Regions from separate parts of the Mus musculus genome. Here regions 2 and 3 are each linked to region 1. Evidence: chromatin loops called from intact Hi-C (ENCODE). Cell type or tissue: heart. All regions are shown on one strand.

Region 1 (8,000 bases):
CGGAGGCCCAAGGGCTGCTCACCCGCTCCAGTGCAACCAGCTGACCATGGGTGCGAAATCTGTCTCGGCTGTACACGGGTTCACCAGCTGACCAAGGGTGCGAAATCCAGGGGCTGCTCACCGGTCTCTGTCTGTCTCTGCCCTTTTCCTTTGCAAAGTTCTCCTCTTCCTCCTCTTCCTTCTCCTCCTCTCCCTCCTCCCCATTCAACAACTTGCTGCACAGGGCATTCCATTTTAATCTAATCTAGCTGCTATCTTCAAGGAGACTGCCCACGTGAACCGCTATGGCTTGAATGGTTCCTCTTCAGCAGATAGAACAGAGTTTATTTGAAATTTCCCCAAGGGAAGACACTTGGCTTATTTCCAGCCTTTCCTGTGATCCTAAACACTCCAGTGATGGCTTTGGTTCCAGCTATTGAGTTGAATGGCATATAATGGCATATATAGGCACCTTTCAAGGACAATGTATTTTACACAAGAAAAGTGGGGCAACCCCAGCAGATCTGTCAAAAGGCTAATTTTATGAGTTTAATTAAATATATTCACTGGTTTTGTGATTTCCCTTTCTTTCTTTCTTTCTTTCTTTCTTTCTTTCTTTCTTTCTTTCTTTCTCTCTTTCTTTCTTTTTTCTTTCTTTTGTTTTTTTAAAGATTTATTTATTTATTTATTTATTTATTTATTTGTTTATTTATTATATGTAAGTGCACTGCTGCTGTTTTCAGATGCATTAGAAGAGGGAGTCAGATCTCATTACAGATGGTTGTGAGCCACCATGTGGTTGCTGGAACTTGAACTCAGGACCTTTGGGAGAACAGTCAGAGCTCTTAACCGCTGAGCCATTTTGCCAGTCCTTATTTTGTTTTTTTGAGACAGGGTTTCTCTGTGTAACCCTGGCTGTCCTGGAACTCTCTCTCTAGACCAGGCCAGCCTTAAACTCATAGAGATCCACCTGCCTCTGCTTCATGAGTGCTGGAATTAGTGGAATTCACCACTGCCCTGTGAATTCGTGATTTTAAAAAAATTATTTATTAATTTATGCACATAGTTATGCCATCTGCATGTATGTCAGTGCACACAGGTGTATGCCTGACTATAAGAGGGTGTCAGAACCCCCGGAACTGGAGTTACGGATGGCTGTGGGCCACTGTGTAGGTGCTGGGAATCACACCCAGGTCCTCTGGAAGAACACCCAGTGCCCCCAACCACTGCGCTGTCTCTCCAGCAGGATTTTATGCTTTTTAAAAGAGTTCTTTTCTTATTTAACTTTGTAGGTGCAAATGTGTGCATGTGTGAGCACATGCATGTGTGTGCATGTGTCTGGGAGGCAGAAGAGGATGTTGGCTGCCCTGGAGCTGGAGTTACAGGTGAGTGTGAACTTCTCAATGTGGGTGCTGGGAACGGACCTCTGGTCCTCTGGGAGAGCAGCAAGGGTCCTATCTGCTCCAAAGGAATCACTTTGGGCATGATCGCTTTCTTCTAGGCAAACTCCACAAATTGTATATATATATACATATATATGTGTGTGTGCATATATGTATATATATACATATATGTGTGTGTGTATATATGTATATATACACATATGTGTGTGTATATATGTATATATACATATATAGATATATACACACATACATATATATGTATATATAGATATATACACACATACACACACACACACATATATATATATATACACAAACTGTGTGGCTTAGCTTTATCTTGGGTATCTATGTCTGTATGTAATCTATATCTACATAGTGAGGGGTTAGATAACTGTGTTACTAAGTGATAGAAATCTTAGGTCTCCCTTCCTTGGGAGATGCTTATCTCAGAGTTTAGAGTTTTGTACCTGGGAACTTTAAAGAGAATGCCCACTTGCTTGAGGATAGTCCCAGACTGGAAACATTAAGGGAACAGTTCCAGAAATGGACGATGTGTAAATTTCCAGCCCCGCACCTACCTGAGCAGGGTCATAAAGGCCGGTGCCATCCTGCTCCATCCCGCCTGCACTTGAATCATGCCTCTGCCTGGCATGTTGGGTTATACAACGGTCTCCACCCATCTGTCACTCAGCTGCCCTCGTGATTATCACAGCAACTGTAAAGATACCTCAGGACTGCATTCAGCTCACCCTTAATTAATTAATGTACTAACGGTCCCAAGGGCAAGAATACTGAGGACATCAGGAAGATGTATCGTGAGTGCTGTCTGCAGTCTCGGGCCTCCTCTGGAATCACGTGTCTCCTGTAGATGGGGCGACCCCCGTGCTCACATTTAGGAATGGAAACTGGGTCTTCCGGAGGCTTCTTTCAGTGCTCTTTCTCCCTCCTCCTGCATGGTCTGGACGGTGCCTTAGAAGTGACGTCCCCTCCCCCTCCTCCTCCTCCCCCTCCCCTCCTCTCCCCGTCCCTCTCCCCTTCCCCCCCTTCCCCTCCTCCTCCTTCTTCTCCTCTTCTTTCTCCTCCTCCTCCTCTTCTTCTGATACAAGGTCTCATGTAGCTCAGATTTTCTTTGAATCCACTATGAAACTGAGGCCGGCCTTGACTTTCTGGTCCTCGCCCTGCCGCTGCCTCCCGACTGCTGGGATTGCAGGCATGCACCTGTGCACCTGTTGCAGTTTTTCTAACACACCAGCTTTCAGCTTTTTCTTCCTCAGACTTGATCATTCTGCTCTAAACCTGCCCGTGGGGCCTCTTAGTGCGGGTGTAGCCATGGATATATAGTAAAACCCTGTTTTATACAGATGAGCATAAGTCACATGTGTTAACATGGATAAAAGAAACTATCTGCACACTGTTTAGACAGCAACAAAGGTCAGAGAAGATAATATCCAATTTGGTCTCCTATACTGTCTGGAGATGCACACCCTGCCACAGTGAATGCTGGGTTTGTGTGAGGGCATTTCTGGCAATAAGAAGGACATAAAGGATTTCCTGTCAGTCTCTTGGACGTCTCAAGTGTTTCTGCATGTATTCAAAACGTCAGGCTTTAAGGACACAACATGCCCATGTAGAGAGAGTACTATCTTCATTTTGCATTTTCTTTTTCTTTTGTTTAGTTTTTGTTTGATTTTGTTTCAAGACAGGGTTTCTCTGTGTAGCTCTGGCTGTCCTGGAACTCACTCTGTAGACCAGGCTGGCCTTGAACTCAGAAATCCGCCTGCCTCTGTCTCCCAAGTGCTGGGATTAAAGGCGTGCGCCACCACACCCGGCTATTTTGTATTTTCAAGTGTCTGATGTTAAGCGTGAAGAGAAGGTAGGCAGTTAAAGCACATAAACTATCATCTAGGTAAGGTACAGATGGGCATCAAGGTGGGTCAAGTCCGTAATCACAGCACTCGGGAGGCTGAGGCAGGAGGATTGACCATGGATTAGAGATCATCCCAGGTTACATAGTGAGTTTCTGGTCAGCCTGAGCTACAAGGAAAAGCCCTGATAGAAGCATGCGTGCGTGCGTGCGTGCGTGCGTGTGTGTGTGTGTACATGGCGATCAACAATATCTAAGGGCTAAGTATAACACAGCAAACAGCAGCAATGATTGCCTCTGAGAGTGTGACTATAGGCCACTTTTTTGTCCCTTTTACTCCTTAATGTCATTTTTGGACATTATGTATCATAATTTGAGGTTTGAAAACCTTAGCGGTCATGATTGCAGGCCCCAGGGACTACTCAGGTGAGGGAGATGGGAGGTCACTGGCTGCTTTCTGCGCTGCCGCTTTACCTGCAAAGTGGCTCACATGCCTAACTCAGAGCCCAGCTCTTCTGGTGGGAGAACCAGCAGCAGTGTGCTGCTTAGTTTGTTTGCTTAGTTTGTTAGATTAAGCTGGCTGAAATGCTTCAATCACAGCGCGTCTCTCTGCTGCCCCCTTGTGGGCTCTGCGGGACCGACAGGCATCGCTTTCTGCTTGCCTGACTGGCTCCGAACGTGCCAGAGTGGGTGTGGTCGTGGTGCTAGGCACAGAGGAGGATGAAGCAGTCACAAGTTTATGCAGCGTGAGGATTACAGCAAACTCCGTAGGCAATTAGATTCTGGCACAGGGATGGGATGCCAAACAAAGAAATTGCTGCGGAGTCGTAAAAGATAAGCCTGAGGCTCAGGGGCCATCAAGTTATCGAAGAAGCATGAGCAAGCCCCGCCCCCTCCACCCCTTTCCCCATTCAGCCCGGGAGGTGGTCTGATGAAATCAAGGGAGGGTCACCCACCAACAGAAACTAACGTGTCTTAATTCCCCCTGGGAGCAGTTTGCTGGAGAAAGTAATAATGGATATTAAATTCTTTGTTTGCATTTATAAATAATTTAGTATACGGGCTATCAGGTTTATAGGAAAGCGGAGAGGTAGTCTGTGGAGCTGTGAGAGACTGTGTAAGCTCTGCTGTGCTGACAGCTCCTGAGGGGCAGAAATGGGAAGGGACCGGCCTCCATCCTTCCATTCCTCTGTATGTTAAGTGGGTGAGACAAGGGGTTGTAGGCATCCTGAAGATGAGGGCAAGGTCACAGAGGTCAAGTGGGACTGACAGGCTCAAAGGCTCCAGCACCACCACCTGCAGAGGAGAAAGAGGAGGGGCTCCATCGGTACAGGGGTATCAGTGGTGTGAGCATCGGGATGGAGTTCTAGCCTCAGCACCCATGTAAAGCTAAGTGTTGTTACTAAATGTGTAAGCCAAGCGTGGGGGAGGTAGGGACAGGGAGACCCAGCTTAGCTGGATCTGTGCGCTCCCGGTTCAGTAAGAGTCCCTGGCTCTAATAGTAAGGCAGAGAGCGAGCGGCTGAGGAAGCCTCCTAGTGCTGACTCCTGGCCTCTACATACAGGAGCAAGTGCGCACACATACACACGCGGGTACAAAAGATGAAAACAGAAAGGGGAATTGAAAATTGCATGTTGTGTGGACATGTACAAGCCTGCAACCATCTCTACAAAATAGAAGCAGAAACACACATTTACCCGTGCGCGCGCACACACACACAGTTTTCATTGAATGTCATGCTTCGCTGTCATCAATAGAGGCCCACTAGAAGATTGTCATCAATAATTACCTGTTAAATATTTGCAGCTTCAGGTTCAAAATCCTGAAAGCAAAATCCCAGCTGTAGTAGTACTCTGAACTCTACAGCCTGGGCAGCCTTTTTAGAGAGGCTGCCAGACAGAGTTCCGTCCTGTGCCAGGGTCACTGATGGAGCATGTCTGGGTGGTAGGCACGAGGGTGCCCCATGGCCTGGCTGATTAGTGATACATAATTTGTTCCCTGTGCCCACCAGACAGAGTGAGATGCCATTTACTTAAGCTCTCCAGAGAGGCACAGCCTGTGGCAGTCGGATGCGGCTAAGTTGATGTTTAACTCTGCTTAGGGTGTCTGCCTTCATGACAAGAACAAACAGATGGGACCATCAAGATTGATCCAAGGGTGGTATGGAAAGAACACTGTGCCCAAACCCCTATGGTCTTGCCCGTTTCTAGAAGAAAGTGATAAACATACCATGAGTCATGTCCGTTGATCACAGTGCACGTGCACGCGCGCACACACACACACACACACACACACACACACAGCTCTGTAAGGCTTCAGTTTGAAAGGATATATTTTGATACTAGAAAAAAAGACAATAAATAATAAATTATAATGACACACTCAACACTTGAACCCCCTGGATTCTTTTGTTTGTTTGTTTGTTTGTTTGTTTGAGACAGGGTTTCTCTGTGTAGTAGCCCTGGCTGTCCTGGAACTCACTCTGTAGACCAGGCTGGCCTCGGACTCAGAAATCCGCCTGCCTCTGCCTCCCGAGTGCTGAGATTAAAGGCATGCGCCACCACGCCCGGCTCCCACTGGATTCTTGTGGGAAAAAAATTTAAAAATAAAGGCAGGGCCTTTTTCATTCTAACCTCCCTTGCCAGTGTGCTTTTTCCAAACCATGTCTTCCATCTTTCAGTCTGCAGGTGTGTGTGTTTGCATCTAAGTATGTAACGTGCTTGAGCATCCCCCCATAGCCCATCTCCCCATCCCTTCCCAGGCCCCCCCACCGCCGTTTCCTATCAGCCCCTTGTGAAGAGACAGCTCACAGAACTGCAGGGTATTTTGGTTAGCTGTATATCAGACAGATGATTAATACCTAAGACATACGAAGAATTAAAAAAAAAACAACCTAAACACCTGGAAAAAAAATCAAGTAGCACAGTTAATATGAATGGGCATGGAGATCTGCAGTGATGAAGTATAAATGATGAATAAACACAAGAAAATGTTCAACATCTCTGGACATCTGGGCTATACAAAACAAACAAACAAACAAACAAATAGACAAAACGGAACAAAACAAGGGGCTGGAGAGATGGCTCAGTGGTTAAGGGCACTGACTGCTCTTCCAGAGGTCCTGAGTTCAATTCTCAGCAACCACACGGTGGCTCACAACCATCTGTAATGGGATCTGTTACCCTTTTCCGGTGTGTCTGAAGATAGCAACAGGGTACTCACATACCTAAAGTTAAAACCCAAACCAAAACCACACGTTGATAACCCAGCTCACTCTAGTCAGAATGGCCGTTGTGGAGAGATCAAATGGTAACCAATTCTGCCTGGGATGTTGAGTCCTTTATGTTGGTGACTGTGGTTCGCATACAGACAACACGGAATGGCTCCTTCTGCCATACGCTGTGTGGAGGAGAGCTGCTCACGTGAGCTGGTCTTTATTTTCCCCTGGCCTCCTCCTTTTAAATGTTGTACAGTATTGGGTGACTGTTCCGAAGCAGGAGACGTGGAGATCCCGATGACGTGCACAGAGGTTGTTTCTAACTGTGCTTGCACATCAAGGATACATTCTCGGATACAGTCTTCAAATACAGGGCATGTTCTTCTTTAGGAAGGGTGACGAGCTGTCAGGGTCGACACCCCCTCATCCACAGAGTTCAGCTTTATTCCTGTTGCTGTGATAAAATACTCAGACAAAAAGCATTTGTACTGGCTAGTTTTGTGTCAACTTGACACAGGCTGGAGTTATCACAGAGAAAGGAGCTTCAGTTGGGGAAATGCCTCCATGAGATCCAACTGTAAGGCATTTTCTCAATTAGTGATCAAGGTGGGAGGACCCCTTGTGGGTGATACCATCTCTGGGCTGGTAGTTTTGAGTTCTATAAGAAAGCAGGGTGAGCAAGCCAATAAGAAACATCCCTCCATGGCCTCTGCATCAGCTCCTGCTTCCTGACCTGCTTGAGTTCCAGTCCTGACTTCCTTTGGTGATGAACAGCAATGTGGAAAGTGTAAGCTGAATAAACCCTTTCCTTCTCAACTTGCTTCTTGGTCGTGATGTTTGTGCAGGAATAGAAACCCTGACTAAGACAGCATTGTAAATGAATTTTAGTAAACCCTATTAATTAATTATTAATGTGGCAGAGCCAGCTCCCCCAATAACAGAAGCAAAGTCCTATAGATTATTTAATCAGCTCTTGTACAATTACTGGTAGATTACCCCTAATCTATATTTCTATTTGCTAGACTGTTAATTCCCATCTGTGCTCCCCAAACACTTGCTGTTTGAATCTAGCCCGGGTTACTTCTTCTCCAGCAGTCTGTCCTGGGGGGAACATTTCACTCAGGCATGTGTCCCTTGTCTATCACGTCTAATGGAGACCTCTGCTCCCTCTGTCTACCTCCTCTTCGTGGTCCCTTACTGTGACCCAGCCCAGTAACTGAAACTCCGCGTCTTCTTGTCTCCCCAAATTGGCTGTAGCCACTTAATTTTAACCGATAGCTTTAATTGGGGAGCAGGGTTTAAATATCATCACTAAGTGTATGTGAGGATCTGCTCATAGGGGCAAGGGGATCTAGAGGGCCAGGTTTTGCATTTGAATACAGAGCAGCAGCAGACCAACCCTAGCACCGCAACTTAAGGGAGGAATACGTTACAGTCCATCCCAGGTGACAGTCTATCACTTCAGGGGAGTTAAGGCAGAAGCTTGAAGCAACTGGTCACATCACAGCCACAGTCACATAGAGAGGGGAACACATGC
Region 2 (8,000 bases), 420 kb before region 1:
TAAGCATGCTGTGTAGACTAAAGGGGGTGACCATGGTGAAGGCCACCAGGCCTTGATTCCCCAGACAGTGTGTGAACTTGAGGACAACTGTTCAAGGCCACAGTTTCTACTCCCAGGCAGTAGGATCACAGACTGTAGTAGAGAAGGCTATATGGAGGGGGGTTTCTGTCATTGCTGTTTTGCTTTGAGGTGCCTGCCGGGCATTAAATGCAAGGCCTTGTGCACGCTCGACAAGTGTTCTAGCAGTAAGCAACACAGTTCCAACAGATAGGGCTTGAGTCAAGCGGGGTACACAAGGAAAGCTAATATATACTGCTTGCTGCTTATAATATATACTGCTTGCTGCTTATAATATATACTGCTTGCTGCTTATAATATATACTGCTTGCTGCTTATAATATATACTGCTTGCTGCTTATAATATATACTGCTTGCTGCTTACACCTTTGGTCTTTTCAACACCACCAGCACTGGACCCTCAAGCAGGAGCTGGCTTCCTGGGCCTTTCCTTCCCAGACAGAGAATACAAAAAACAAATGTATCAGCTTATGCTCAGAAATGAGCCCTGGGGACACGGCAACTGAGGTGGCAGAGGGGAAGGAAGTGAAAGAATTTCACAATGTCTGGGTACAGGGACACACACATCTAATCCAACCTCTCAGGAGGCTGAAGCAGAAGGATGACAAATTGCAGGCTAGTCTGGCTCAAACTCTGCCTCAAATAACAAACAAAAAGGTCGCTAAGAGCTGGGCATGGTGGCGCTCGCCTTTAATCCCAGCACTTGGGAGGCAGAGGCAGGTGGATTTCTGAGTCTGAGGCCAGCCTGGTCTACAGAGTGAGTTCCAGGACAGCCAGGGCTACATAGAGAAACCCTGTCTCGAAAAACCAAAACAAACAAACAACAAAACAAAAACAAAAACAAAACTTGAACTGGGTGGTGGTGTGTAGCACATGCTTTTAATCCCAGCATCTGGAAAACAGAGGCAGGTGTCTATGAGTTTGAGGCCAGCCTGGTCTACAGGACAAGTTCCAGGATAGCCATGGCTATACAGAGAAACCTTGTCATGAAAGAGAGAAAGACAGAGAAGAGAGAGAGAAAGAGAGAGTGAATGAAACCACTGAGCCTGCTCTCTGTCTTCAGACACACCAGAAGAGGGCATCAGATCCCATTACAGATGGTTGGGAGCCACCATGTGCTTGCTGGGAATTGAACTCAGGACCTCTGGAGGAGCAGTCAGTGGTCTTAACTGCTGAGCTATCTCTCCAGCCCTTGGTGTTTGTTTGTTTGTTTGTTTGTTTGTTTGTTTGTTTGTTTGTTTGAGTCAGTGCTTTTTCTTGTAGCCCTGCCTGTCCTGGAACTCACTCTATAGACCAGGCTGGTCTCAGACTCACAGATATCCACCTCCCTCTGCCTCCTGAGTGCTGGGATTAAAGGCATTCACCACCAAACAGCTTTTAGAACCTGTTTCTCAGTCATGAGTACTGGAGTTTGGGTCACAGCAGTCACGCTGCATAGCACACATTAGCTGTAACTCCAGCTCCAAGAGATCCAACTCCCTCTCCTGGCCTCTGTGTATCCCCCACCCCCAGCACGCACACACACATACTCATGCTCGTGTGCATACTCACACAGAAACACAGAGAAATAAACCTCTTGGATCGTTTGTTTCTGAGATACGATCTTGATCTGAAGCCTTGGCTGGCCTCAAGCTCATGCAGATCCACCTCCTTTTGCCTCCCAAGTGCGGAGACTAGCATACCACATCTTTTAAGGAAAAAACAACTTTGCATGCTCAGTCAAAGCACTGCCATTCACTCTCCATAGCAGGCTGGAGTCCAAGGTAAGGCATTTTAGGCAGTGTTTATGGTATTGAGTGATGTGGTTAAAGATCCAGACTGCCTTAGGTGGATCTCTGTGCATTTGAGGCTACATCTGTGCATCTGGTGGACATTGTGAGTTCCCAGACAGCCAGAACTAGATAGCAAGACCCGGTCTTAATAATTAATAATAATAATAAAATATCTAATAAGATCTGGACAATCAGCCGGCCGTGGTGGTGCACGCCTTTAATCCCAGCACTTGGGAGGCCGGCCTGGTCTACAGAGTGAGTTCCAGGACAGCTGGGGCTACACAGAGAAACCCTTTCTCGGGGAAAAAAAAAAAAAAAAGATATATGAGCCAGGTTGGAAAGATGGATCAGTGGATAAGAGCATTGACTGCTCTTCCAGAGCCACATGGTGGCTCACATCCATCTGTAATGGGATCTGATGCCTTCTACTGGTGTGTCTGAAGAGTAACAGTGGACTCGCATATGTAAAATAAATAAATAAGAAAGAAAGAAAGAGAGAGAGAGAGAGAGAGAGAAAGAAAGAAAGAAAGAAAGAAAGAAAGAAAGAAAGAAAGAAAGAAAGAAAGAAAGAAAGAAAGAAAGAAAGGAAGGAAGGAAGGAAGGGAAAGAAAGAAAGAAAGAAAGAAAGAAAGAAAGAAAGAAAGAAAGAAAGAAAGAAAGAAAGAAAGAAAGAAAGAAAGAAAGAAAGGAAGGAAGGAAGGAAGGAAGGAAGGAAGAAAGAAAAAAGAAAGAAAGAAAGAAAGAAAGAAAGAAAGAAAGAAAGAAAGAAAGAAAGAAAGAGAGAAAGAAAGAAAGAAAGAAAGGAAGGAAGAAAGAAAGAATATGAGTCTTTTATTGGCCAGTGACCAAGAATGAGTTCATGACTCAGACTTATAAAAGCTCAGACTTACAGTGTTTTTTCAAAGCAAAGACCATAATTTAATTCCAAGTTAAATGAGGGTCAGAGTAACCTTGAAACACTCATTTCTGGCAGAACATAACTTTTTTTTTCATATTATTTCAGACATTATGTGACAGCTATCTTTTTTATTTGTAACTTCTTGAGTTAATTTTAAGTTTATATATACAATAATTATTTTGGTTAATATATGTGGGCCATCTACAACATCATGGAAAGCTCAAATGTGTTGCCAGGCAACATTACTGTTGAGGGGGAAGAAGGTTGAGAACCATCTAAGCTACAGGTGCTCTTGGGTGGCCACCCCTTTAGGGATGCTGACAGACCCTTTCATGGGGGTCACCTATCAGATATCCTGCTTATCAGATATTTACATTCATTTCAGTAGCAAAATTACAGGTATAGAGTAGGAATAAAAATAATTTGAGGGTAGGGGGTCACCACAACATTAGGAAGGGTGAGAACCACTGCAGGTCGTCTACGAATGGTTTAGCCCCAGGTTCCACACACGAACGTGCGTTCAACGTGACTGGCGAGAGGGCGGCCCCCTTTCCGGCCGCACCCCGTTTCCCAAGACGAACGGCTCTCCGCACCGGACCCCGGTCCCGACGCCAGGCGGGGGGAGACCCTGCGCCACCGCTGGGAGGACGCGGGGACGGACAGGGACCCGGCTATCAGAGGCCAACCGAGGCTCCTTCGGCGCCGCTGTATAGTTCCGCCGAGGCGGGATTCTGACTTAGAGGCGTTCAGTCATAATCCCACAGATGGTAGCTTCGACCCATTGGCTCCTCAGCCAAGCACATACACCAAATGTCTAAGCAAACACAAAATGGAATCAGGAAAAGATTTACCTTACTCACTGGGTCCTTAACCCAGGACTAGGCAAGCATCCAATCAGCTAAGCTATAATCCAAACCCTATTTTGACATTTGAAACAGTCTTGTTCTATGGGCTTGGCAGACCTGTTGTCCCTATGTTGCCCAGAACAGCCTTGAACTTTAGTCAATTCTCCTCCTCTGTTTCTGGAGTGCCGGAATCACAGGGGTAGACCACCACACCATGTGCTATTTGGTCCGTGCTGGTCTACTGCTTGCTATATAACCCCACTGACTTTGAACTACTGGCAAACTTCCTGCCTCAGCCTCCAGAGTACAGGGATTGCAAGCAAGAACCACCGCCCTGACTTCAACTGTCTTTTTAAAGGGTTAATGGTGAGAAAATCTTATCCATTTATCCCCACGTCTTGTTACAGTCTTCATTTGGTGTAAATTCTAAGTCCCTACTGCATAAATGTTCTTAAAGATGCCTGGAGTGAACGTTTGCTTCTTGAGATTCGCTCCACCCTCGATTCTCTGAACAGTCTAAACTACCTGAGTTTGAGGGAAACTTCTCCTGGATTAATAAAAGTCAAGGCCAATTGACCTTCTCTGCTATCCTTCCACAGGGACCCTGACTAGAGCTCCCAGCAAACCTCAATTCAGAGATAGCTCCCCAGGGTTCACCCCACCTGCTAAACTCCTTCTAGGAGGGTACAGAGAGCCCAGGGCAGCTGAATGGGCCAGAGAGAGGCAGGAAGCTAGAGGTGTCTGCAACTTCCGACCTAGCGCATGACACCTGCCACCGACCTCCAGGTGGCGCTGTTGTAGAGGGTTCTCAGTTCTGCAGAAGTTTTGTGTACAGGCCAGCTTTCCTGCCCTTTCTCTGCGAGCCCTGTCTCCTGTGGGAGTGACAGCAGCCAGCTACTGGCTTTAGTTTTCATAGTCTTCATCTTTCTCCTAGGAGTAGATACTGACGCGGACCCTACCTACCCGCCACTGTGTGGGGGTCATGGAGACAGGGAGCAGCTTGGATGCAGCCTGCAGGGCGGTGTCAGTGCGCGCCTTCCTGCAGCGCGGCCACACGAAGATAGACACCGCCTCCGGGTATGCAGACGGTCAGTCCGAGGCCATCCTACGCGGCCCTGGGGATTGGGCTGGACTGCAGCGGCTGCAAAGGTAACGGTCATGCCTGTCACCCACCCCCAGTGATCAGAGCTGATTCTTCCCCAGTACAGCTTCTTCCGGCTCCTGGGGCTGTGATCGCACCTTGTCCTCCCAAGCTTGAGAACCACAAGCTCCTCGGGCTGACTTTACACAATTCTGCGGTTTCCACCCTTCCAGAAAAGTGGCCCAGGACCCTCTCACAATAGACCAACCCTGGCTCCGCCAAATTCCATATGGCCAGCCTATGTCTAGAGCATTGAGAACACTGGGAATCTCGAACTGTGTAGACTCTCCCCAACTAGTCCCTAGCAGGTGCGTGCCTCTGAACCCTCATCTGATGGGTTCCCTGGGGTTTTTTGTTTTGTTTGTTTGTTTGTTTTATTATATGTAAGTACACTGTAGTTGTCTTCAGACACACCAGAAGAGGGCGTCAGATCTCACTACAGGTGGTTGTGAGCTACCATGTCGTTGCTGGGATTTGAATTCGGGACCTTGAGAATAGCAGTCAGTGCTCTTAACCACTGAGCCATCTCGCCAGCCTGGGTTCCCTGTTTTTACAGTCAGCAGAACCCCAGCACATCCCCAGCAAGACTTTGGATCCCCTCCACCTCCTCCTCCTCCTCCTCCTCCTCTTCCTCCTCCTTCTTCTTCTTGTTTTTTTTTTTTTAAGGTTTTTTTTTTTTTTTTTTGGTTTTTCAAGACAGGATTTCTCTGTGGTGGTGCATGCCTTTAATCTCAGCACTTAGGAGGCAGAGGCAGGCAGATTTCTGAGTTCGAGGCCAGCCTGGTCTACAGAGTGAGTTCCAAGACAGCCAGGGATACACAGAGAAACCCTGTCTCGGAAAAAAAACAAAAAACAAAAACAACAACCCTTTGTAAGATCCATGTGTGACACTGTCCATAAAGATAGGTTCTGCAGCTGGGCAGTATGCCATATACCTTTAATCTCACCACTGAGAGTGAGTTCCAGGACAGCCAGCCAGAACTACACAGAGAAACTCTATCTCAAAAAGCAAAACAAAACCAAAAACAGGTAGGTTCTGTAGCTTTCTTGGTTGACTGAGGAAAAGGAGGCTGAAAGAGGGGCCAGTGTAGTCCCCATCACACAGATAACACAGTGTTCACCAGCCTAGAATGCACATCTGCTCCCAGGCTTCTTGGCAGATAACAGGTTATACGTTTCTTTTCTAGAATGAACACCCCTGTGTGCTAGCAATTCGGCTTCTCCTAAGTGCTTATCAGGAGCACAAGGCTCTCTGTGCCTCCCACAGTAGCTTGAGTCTCTGTGCCAGACTCCAAGAGAAGCCACGTGAGTGACAACACTAGTCCACTTGACGAAGCGCCTTCCGCATTGGCTGGGGAGCTCAGAGGGGGCACACTTCAGGGCTTAGATGCTGAAGAAAGCCGCTCCCTGAAAGAGACCAAAAACACCTGTAGGAGCCAGGTGTGCAGGTGCTTCCAGCTGCTGAGGCAGGGGGATTCTGCGTTCTAAGCAAAGAGGAAGAGTAGGGGGAGGAGGAGGAAAGGCAGAGGGAAATCTAAGAAAAACTCTGGAGGGCTTGGAGACAGGGACAAAGGCAACAAAATTTCGCAATACTGGATGTCACCCCTTAAAACTGGGGACAATAGGTGTCAGGGAGAGCAAGGAATGGTCTTCAACAGACATATGCCATCTGAAATGTTTGCATGTATAGGAAGGTTCAAAACTGTTGCCGGGTGCTCAGCACTAATTTATTTGTTTATTTCACACTTATTTATTTAGTGTATCTGAGTGCATGTGCACAGGCCACAATGTGCAAAGGTCAAAGCCTGCCTCCATCTTAGGCTTAAAAGCCATCTTAGAGTAAGGACAAACTAGGCTCATTCCTGTTTATGATTAAACCTCTGTTTCACAAGAATTGGACTATTCTACCCTCCTCAGAGGAGAACAGTAGGGGGAGGGGCTGTGCACAAAGGGGCTGGGGCGCGGGGGGGGGGGGGGGGGGGCGGGGGGGGGCTGCGATCCAGATGGAAAGTGAATAAGTAACAAACTTAATGGAGAAAGGCAAATAAAGGATGGAAGATAACTGGTGCAGATCTTTTGAAGTTGATTATGTACTTCATGGCTCAGCAAGGTCCTCGATTGATATTTATTTACATAAAGTCAACAACAATGACTCGGCAAAGTCTCACTGGGTGGCGCACACCTTTAATCCCAGCACTGGGGAGGCAGAGACAGGCAGAGAGTTCGAGGCCAGCCTGGTCTACAAAGTGAGTTCCAGGACAGTGAGGGCTACACAGAGAAACCCTCAAAAAAGAAACCAAAAAAAACCAAATAAACAAAAAAACGTTAGTGGAAGTGTTTCTGGCAAACTCATTCTTTTGCGTCTTGTTCCTTTTTTTTGTTTGTTTTGTTTTGTTTGTTTGTTTTGGTTTTTCGAGACAGGTTTCTCTGTATAGCTCTGGTTGTCTTGGAACTCACTTTGTAGACCAGGCTGGCCTCCAACTCAGAAATCTGCCTGCCTCTGCCTCCTAAGTGCTGGGATTAAAGGCGTGTGCCACCACGCCCGGCTGTTCCATTATTTTCAACGAGGGCTCGCTGCACAGACAAGGCTAGCTTCAAATATACAGAGATCTGCCTGCCTCAGTCTCAAGGGCTAGGGCATTTTCCTGGTTTTAATCAAAGGAAAGAAAAACCTGTGTTCACACAAACCCCAATACACACTCAGGTTTAGAGTGCTTTTTTAATCTGCATGCGCCAGAACATAGAAATAGCCTAAAAGTCCTTCAACCCAACAAATTAACATTGTGTTAAACTGGAGACTTCTCAGTGTTAAACTGAGAAAAACCAAGTCCACAACTGTCTGATTAAAACAAGCTTTATTTCGGGGTGTACTCAGGACTGGCCAGTCTGGTAGCCTCTCCCTAAATCAGGATTTGAGAGGGCAGTCCCTGCTGGCCTCTTGAAGTCCTTTTTATAGGAGAGATTGCGTTGGCTGTCACACATTGTTAGATACAATGAAAGTAGAGGAACAGGGTAAGGATATACATCACGGGAACAGGCTGCCAGGTTTAGTGTAGGTTGAAAAAGAGTTTTTCAGTTTAGATGGGATCTAAGAAACAGGAACGCGTTCTTAATTACAACTAGAAATCGTAACTTGCAAGGATTTTAACATGGACTAACAGAAACTTATTCTTTAAGGACAAACAGACACCTTAACCTGTACAGGACAAAGCAGTTACTCTTAACTGGGTGGAGGGATTTGTAAAAGTGGGACTAGTAGGAGAGGA
Region 3 (8,000 bases), 160 kb before region 1:
AGGGAGGGGATAGGCAGAAGCCCCCCTCCCCCTTTGGCACTGGATGGACTTGGAATGCTGCCTGGTTGTCATGGAGATCTGAAGGGAGGGGCTGGAGCCAAGCTGCACAATTTAATATATGCAAGATGGGGGAGGAAGCAGACAGACATCCGCAGGACTTTTCTTTTGGAAGGTGAAGTGTGGTCTTTCCTTTCGGCCTTCTAGAGAGATGAGCCCCCCACCCCCACCCGGGATAGAGAGGAAATGGGCTGAGCTGCTGAGGATGAGTGAGATCCTCAAACAGGGCAGGCCCAGGCCAGGACCCACACAACTGATGGGGGCAGGATCCCCAGTGATGGGTCCAGAGTGGGAATCAAGTCCTTTGCTGAAGGACCTATGTGGGAAGACCGCTTGCAGAGGTCGGAAGCTCCAGTCCCATAGGTTTCCCTAACGACCTCCCTCACTCCCCAGTGCCAGGGAAGTAACCCCTTCAATGGAGTGGCTTAGGAGTCAGGCTGGGGCAGGACCCTGCTGACTCAAGTGCCAGAGTGTCACTGAAGAAGAAAGAAGATCCCTCCCATCTCTCCCTCTGGAGATCTTAGCTCTCTGCTCCCCGTGTTCTGGACCCTTTAGGGAAGTAGCTGCAGCCAGCCCTGCTGTCTTTGGGGCCGGTCTTTCTGAAAGAGGTGATGGTCCATCTCCATCACCTGGGACCATAGTGGACAGGAGGCCCCTGCATAGGGCCCCCACTGACCTCAGCTTTCTCTAGCTCCCTAGTCTAGCCACTCCTCCTTCCCAGCTGCACTTTAACCCTAGGGCAGGGCAGGTGGCAAGGAAGGGCCCTCTGTCCCCTGATATGCTGGTACCATTGTTTGTGTCCAGGGGATGCCAGCTCACCTCCCTGGGGGTGCCCCGGCCCGTGGCTGTTCGACGAGAGCCTTAGAGCTTGTAACTAGTAGCCATCTCCCCTGGACCCGAGTGTTTTCATGAATAAATACCTTCAATGCCTCTATTCTCTTCCTCGTGGACTGGCTCTCTGAATCCAAGCTGGTTGTGGGCCCAGGGATGGAGGCTGGGTTTGGTCTGGGCAGTGCGGGTCACCTCCTCTCTTGGGTTTGTGTCTGCATTTCTGCCTTGCTTACACGTGGCTGGACCTAGCCAACTAGATCTGGACACTTGATCCCTTGGGATCTCTCTCGCCATCTCTTTGCTCTCAGTGACCCAGCATGAGCCTTGGTACTTGTCACCAGCCTGGGCCAAGCCCCAGAAAAAGATGAAACAGATGAACCCCCAAATCAACGATTACAAATGAATATAAGGTTGTACCCATGCGCTAGAAAGTTCGCACAGAATAGATCATCTTACCCAGCCATTTGGATCCTGTCCTTTTTTTTTTTTTTGCTTGGTGCAGAGAACTTAGTCATCTCTCCAGGGCCATCTTGTTAAATGCCACCAAGAATCAACCCCAGACAATCTGGGCCAGCATCCATGCCAAGTTTGGCATGAGCATTCATTCAGCAGCTTGCAGTGGAACTCGCTCCTTTTCTCTTCAGAGTGCTCTCCATTTAGGCTGTGGGTGTCAACTTGACCCGCAGCAGCTCACAGGTCTCCCGATGTCACTTCAACGTGGCAGTCACCGGCATCACCAGCAATGAATTTGCTCCTAGAGGTCCCCAGCGCTGTACCTCTGAAGCCCCGTGCCTCGGGTCTGAGAGCTGTCTTGCCAGCAGCTGTCTTTCTCTAGGGAGCTTCTTAGCTTGTGGAAAGATAATTCACGGAGACAGTGGGGAGACATGCAGTGGAGAGACTACTGACAGGCTGCTGGCACACCCTGAATGGCAGCCGGAGATGGGAACGTAGGCTCTGCGGAGCTAGGTGTCAGAACGACTTAGGGTAAATGGGAAAAGAGAAGCTGGAGACCAAAGGCCTGAAGGCAGCAGGACGGCTGGCCGGTGGCACCGGTACAACGGCCAGCAATTTTCTAGGGGCAGTGCGGTTGGAGAGGCTAGGCCAGCTGAGAGAGATAGGGACCTAAGGAAAATCAACCTCTGGTGGGATGTGGACGTCTTGCCAGGGAGAGGACCCAGATCTCAGGGATGAAAAAAAAATTTTGTGCGTATGCACCTGGGGGTGCACAGCGACATGCACAGGCCAGAAGACAACTGTGAGTGTCATTTCTCAGATGCCATTCACCTTGATTTGGGGACAAAGTCTCTCTCTCTCTCTCTCTCTCTCTCTCTCTCTTTTTTTTTTGGTTGTTGTTGTTTTTTTGAGACAGGGTTTCTCTGTATAGCTCTGGCTGTTCTGGAACTCACTTTGTAGACCAGGCTGGCCTCGAACTCAGAAAACCACCTGCCTCTGCCTCCTGAGTGCTGGGATTAAAGGTGTGCACTGCCACCGCTCGGCCGGGGACAAAGTCTCTTATTGACCTAGATAGAACTTAGCAAGTAGGCCAGGATAGTTGGTCACTGAGTACCAGGACTCCCAGTTTCCACCTCCCCAGACCTGGAACCTGTGCCACCACACCAGGTTTATGTGTGTATGTGCACCCGCATGTAGCCACATGTTTGCCATTGTGTCCATGTAGAGGTCAGAAAACTTTTGGGAGTTGGTTCTCTCCATCATGGGGGCACAAGATATTGAAAGATTATCAGGCTTGGTGGGAAATGCCCTTACCTGCCATCTTACCTTCCCCGTCCCCAACATCAGTGTGTGTGTGTGTGTGTGTGTGTGTGTGTGTGTGTGTGTGTGTGTGTGACCAGGTCTTTAGCCTAGGCAGGTTACGACTGTGACTCTCTTGCCTCTATTTTTGGAGTGCTGATACTACAGCGGTGTGCCACCATGCCCGATTTATCTAGCGCTGGGGATGGAAGCCAAGCCTTCATGCATTGAGGCAAGCACTCTACGAATGGGTTGACCCTATTCTCTGTCTTTGGGAAGATGTCGTTCTAGAGCCTAGTGTTGATTTAAACTTGTGGTCCTCCAGCCTCAGTCTCAAAGGTCCTGGGGTTACAGGTATGTGCCATCAAATTTGCAGAAAATAGAATTTGAGAAATCTCACGAGCTGCATCCACTCGAAGTATTTGTGTACATACATGTATATGTACATGTACATGTACATACATGTATATGTGCATGTATGTAGTATGTATGTATGTGTGTGTGTGTGTGTATGTGTGTATGTGTGTGTGTATGTGTGTATGTATGTATGTATGTATGTATGTATGTATGTATGTATGTATGTATATATATATGTATGGGGTAGTGATTTTAGAGTTTTGCCTCCACCAAGCATGAACTAAGCCAATAAGAGAACACAGCAGCTCCTCACCCCTTTGCACAAGCAGTGAGGGCTTTAGCATCTTTACAGATTAGCAATCGAGACAAGATGGCTGCCTCGCTAGAGCTGGCTTCCCAGTCTTGTTTGGGACCGGCTAGCAAATGGTCCTTCCCCTGCTCCTGGCCTCTGGGCAGATCTGCACCACCTGGGTTCAAATCCTGGCAAGGTCACTTCGTGACTTCGATTCTCGAGAGATCACAGAGTGGGAACTATTGCTCACGGTCAAGTCTGCTCTCAGGGTGACGGTAGGCTTGCTGTGAGCTAGTGCACACGGCCAGCTGGGAGCAGTGACGGGCATTAGGTCATACCTCAGGAAGCATCAGCTGCTGTGATCATGGAGAATGAGTGACAGGCCCACATTTTGAGCAGCTGCATGGATGATTTGTCTGCTTATTCATTCTCTCATTAGACAGCAATGTATTAAGAACCCAGACTTTGGGCCAAAATAGATGGCTCAGCGGTTAAGAGCACTGGCTGCTCTTCTAGAGATCCTCAGTTCAATTCCCAGCAACGACGCGGCAGCTCACAACTGTCTGCAACTCCAGTTTCAGGGAACCTGACGCCCTCAAACACCAATGCACATAAAATAAAAATAAATAAATTAAAAAAAAAAGCAACTAGACTGTGCTCGTTACGGTTTAATAGTGAACAAAACCCAAGACCTGCCTGTGTGGTCTCCCAGCACCTTCAGCAAGAGCAGCTTCCAGCAGGACTCACAACCTGCACAGCTCTTGGCTTTCCCCTCGGTGTAGTGGGGAGCTGTCTTGGTCCTCTGTGTCTCCGGGAATGGAGAGTGCAGCAGGCGTCTGACTTCCTGAGATAGTTGGTCTATTATCCAAGGTGGCATTACTGCCTGCCTCCCTCCTAGAGAGAGGCAGCTCACCATGGCTGGGTGCAGCTAAGAAAGGGTTAAACATTCTCAAAAGTCCCTTTGCACCTGTGGTCGCTAGGGAGGCCTCCGCTTTACCATCCATTCCAGGACACAAAGGACAAATGAAGAACGTCCTTAAGTTCCAGGTATTAACAGTGTGACCACAAGGTGGCCCCCAGGGCCAGTCTTAAATATAAACTCACTTCTTTTTCTTTTTTCATTTTTTAAGTCAGGGTTTCTCTTGCCCTGGCTATAGACCAAGATAGTCTTGAACTCAAAGATCTGCCTCCCTCTGCCTCCTGAGTGCTGGGATTAAAGGTGTGGGCCATCACTTTTCCGGCTGAAAAGAAACTTTTTAATTATAGCATAGTGCAGATCGTAATATAACAAACATGCGTGAAGAATTGGTCACCTGGGATTAGCAAGTGTTAAAATGATCATGTTTTTAGGGGCTGGAGAGAAGGTGGCTTAGTAGTTAAGAGCACTTACAGAAGCATTTAGTAGTTAAGGGCTGCTCTTACCGAAGTTCAGTTCCTAGGGACCACATGGTGGCTCAAACCTGTCCAGTTCCAGGGAATCTGATGCCCTCTTCTGGCCTTCCTGAACACTACATTATGCAGTGTACATATATTCCTACAGGCAAAACAGCCATATACATAAAAGTAAGTAAATAAATAAGTAAGTAAATAAATAAAGCAGTCATGTTTTGTAAGCTGCAAGGAAGAGTCTCAAATGGCCATCCCATTTGCATCTCTGCTGTCTGATATCACAGCATGGAGAACTGAAGAGTCTTTTGTAGCCCCGCATGGTGGTGATGCCGCTAACCCAGTCCTCAGAAAACTGAGCTGGAAAATGGAAAAGCTGAGGCTAGCCTGGGCTACATAATGAGACCTTGTCTCAGAAAAACAAGCAAGCAAGCAAACAAACCAAACACATGCAAACAAGACCCATTCCGAGGAGACAGCTGATCTGGAAGGCGCCTGCAGTTAAACCTGATGACCTGTGTTTGAGCTCCATCCTTGGTACCATCTGATAGGAGAGAATGCCCGAAAGTTGTCCTCGCTCCTCTTACACACACACACGCACACACACTGCAACACACACACACACACACACACATGCACACACTGCACCACACACACAGAGGCACACACTGCACCACACACACACACACACACACACACAGAGGCACACACTGCACCACACACACAGAGGCACACAGAGGCACACACTGCACCACACACACACACACAGGCACATATTGTATCATAAACACAGACACACAGGCATACACTGCACCACACACACACATAATACATACACACACAACACACACACAGGCACACATACACACACAGAGGCACACACTGCACCACACACACACATACAGAGGCACACACTGCACCATACACACACAGACACACAGGCATACACTGCACCATACACACACAATACACACACACACACACACACACAGAGGCACACACTTCACTATACACATACACCATACACACACACACACACACACACACACACACACACACACACACACAGGCACACACACAATTCCAAAACAAAAGAAACCCTTTGCTACAGGATTGCAGAGATGGCTCAGTGGTTAGGAACACTGGCTGCTTTTCCAGAGAAGCTGTGTTCAATTCCCAGCACCCACATGGCAGCTCACAACCATTTGTAGCTCCAGTCCCAGGGGATCCGATGCTCTCTTCTGGCCTCCACAGGCACCAGACATACATGTAGGCAAACAATCGTAGGCAGGAGAAAAAATAAAAGAAGAAGAAGAAGAAGGAGACGGAGAAGAAGAAGAAGAAGAAGAAGAAGAAGAAGAAGAAGAAGAAGAAGAAGAAGAAGAAGAAGAAGAAGAAGAAGAAGAAGAAGAAGAAGAGGACGAGGAGGAGGAAGAGGAGGAGGAGGAGGAGGAGGAGGAGAAACCTTTGCCAGCATTATAGATCAAGTAACAGATTATGACGATAAGCCCTGATTCCCATGCTGCAAACATATCTCCTGCTGCTGTGTTAGGCACACCAGGGCTATGAGAGGCACCTCAGGATGAAACGCCAGTGAGAGACACAGAAGCCAACAGCTAGCACCGACATAGGACTGTCAAGCTGTTGGAGCACACAGTGTCATCTAATCTCCCCTGACACCCCGTGAGTCAGACACGGAATTCTGCTAACTGTGGCTGGAGAGAAAAGAAGGCCAAGGGATCAGCCGCCACCGGCCCTGAATGCGCAGAACCTACTGAGCATCAGAGCTGGGATCGCAAGTGGGTCTCTGACGCTCCATCCAGGGGTGACCTTCTGTTTCCTCAGGCCTCACAGTGTGGAGTGAAAGACAGGGTCCGTCTTTTGGGTGCTGCGGCTGACTTCACCCACCTTTGGGTGTGAGTGGATACCGTTGATCTGCGGATTTGGACACCGGGCATCTTAAGCACCTTCTGCCTTGAGCACCTGGCGGAACTCGGTTCCACCAGATCCTTGGTTGCCTGGTGCTGGAGACCTCGGTAGAGGCTCTTGACCTCTCTGAGCCTCAGCGTAACACCTTCTTCCTGGTATTTATATTTCTGGCATGTATATTCTGGCTTTATAGTTGGGGGTAGGAATCTGGGTAGAGATATTCCAGGACAAACCAAGGCCATGAACGCAGTGGGCTCTTCTAAGTGGGAGGTATTTCCATTTCAAAAAAGATACGTGTCAGGTTCTCTTCACACTGCTGTACATTTTCTCTCCTCCTCCTCCTTTCCCTCCTCCCCTCCCTCTTCTTCCTCCCCCCTTTCCTATAGAAATGACCACTTTACGTTTCCTTTGCCCATTTCTTGTCCATTTCCTTCCACTAGAATGGAAGTTCACAGATGGGAAGCGTCATCTAATGTCGTGGTGTCCAGATAGATGGTCCAGAGCAGTACCTGGTACCTACAAGGTGTGAAGAAAACTTGGTCATCACTAGGAGGCGCTAGGCCCTACCCCTGTTTGCAGTGACTACCCTTCCAATGGCTTGGAGATTCCCAAATCCCTCACACTGAGACTTGGAGCGCCAACAGGTCAGGGAGGGGGACCTTCACCAAAATCACTCAGTGTTGTTAGAGAACTGGCAGGGTTGATCCAAAGGTGAAGTGTGGTAGAAATTATTTACCCATTGTATAGATCCAGCAGCTGAGGCTCAGAGGGATCTCAAAGGACTTGCTCGGTATTTCCCAGCTGACTTCTCTTGAAAGCTCGGTGATTCTTACAGTGAGTGGCTCGACCCCCATTGGGGAGCAGTCTCCGGGTACATACAGGTCACGTCCCCCTTCCTTGACTTCTGCCTGCGCCATCACCACATGTGGGCAGGGGAGCCACAGGCGAAGGTGTGGGGGCTGCGGGCGCCCGGGAGCGCTTGGAGCATCCTTCTCCAGGCCTAGGGTACCACAACCCCGCTCGCCAGCTAAGAGGGGCTCGACTCTGCCCGCCCACCGCGGGGCGGGGCGGGGCGCACGCTCGGAGCCTCCGGGACCGCGCGTGGCTGAAGCGTCGCGGGCTCCTGCGCACCATCTCCCCGGCTCGGGAGCCCTATGCCCGCCGCGCCACCAGCCGCTGCCTGTAGTCTCCAGCCCCGCGGCGCTTGCCGCAGTCGCCGGCAGCGGATCACCCGCGAGCGCCCAGGTAGGGAGCGCGGGCGGGAGGCGGCCAGGCGAGCCGGCGCGGCCGGGAGGGCGGAGCGCCGCGCCGCGCTGCGCTCCTCTGCCAGCCCTCTCTCCCCCACCAGGTCTGGCCCGGCCCGGTCCGCGGCCTCCGGTACCCGGGATCCTTCAGT

The links. Hi-C counts contacts between places; a loop is a spot of excess contacts. Peaks named below come from ENCODE experiments on the same cell type or tissue, not always from the same donor. Only the 100,000 strongest peaks of a DNase experiment are listed, where the experiment ranks them.
Region 2: it touches region 1 in a loop (3.0-fold over the local background); 5 of 42 quality-filtered maps call a loop at or near these places.
Region 3: it touches region 1 in a loop (12-fold over the local background); 26 of 42 quality-filtered maps call a loop at or near these places.

The regions. Positions count from the first base shown.
Region 1 is chr4:138,918,130-138,926,129 of GRCm38, reverse strand. No RefSeq gene overlaps it. Among named protein-coding and RNA genes, the nearest start is that of Otud3, 8.2 kb to the right of the region's middle. In heart, no CTCF peak of the experiment used is centred here; a DNase peak (open chromatin) is centred at 3,909; H3K4me3 peaks cover 238 bases; H3K27me3 peaks cover 1,685 bases.
Region 2 is chr4:139,333,663-139,341,662 of GRCm38, reverse strand. No RefSeq gene overlaps it. Among named protein-coding and RNA genes, the nearest start is that of Mrto4, 15 kb to the left of the region's middle. In heart, a CTCF peak has its summit at 4,375 (motif pointing right); a DNase peak (open chromatin) is centred at 4,382; H3K4me3 peaks cover 743 bases; H3K27ac peaks cover 1,615 bases; H3K27me3 peaks cover 1,959 bases.
Region 3 is chr4:139,075,282-139,083,281 of GRCm38, reverse strand. Htr6 (5-hydroxytryptamine (serotonin) receptor 6) reads left to right here and starts at 7,712. Exons shown (of 4, transcript NM_001377096.1): 1 at 7,712-7,849; 2 at 7,953-8,000. Nbl1 (NBL1, DAN family BMP antagonist) reads left to right here. Exons shown (of 4, transcript NM_008675.2): 4 at 1-990. In heart, CTCF peaks have their summits at 4,349 (motif pointing right), 4,799 (motif pointing left) and 7,145 (motif pointing right); no DNase peak of the experiment used is centred here; H3K4me3 peaks cover 706 bases; H3K27ac peaks cover 449 bases; H3K27me3 peaks cover 5,308 bases.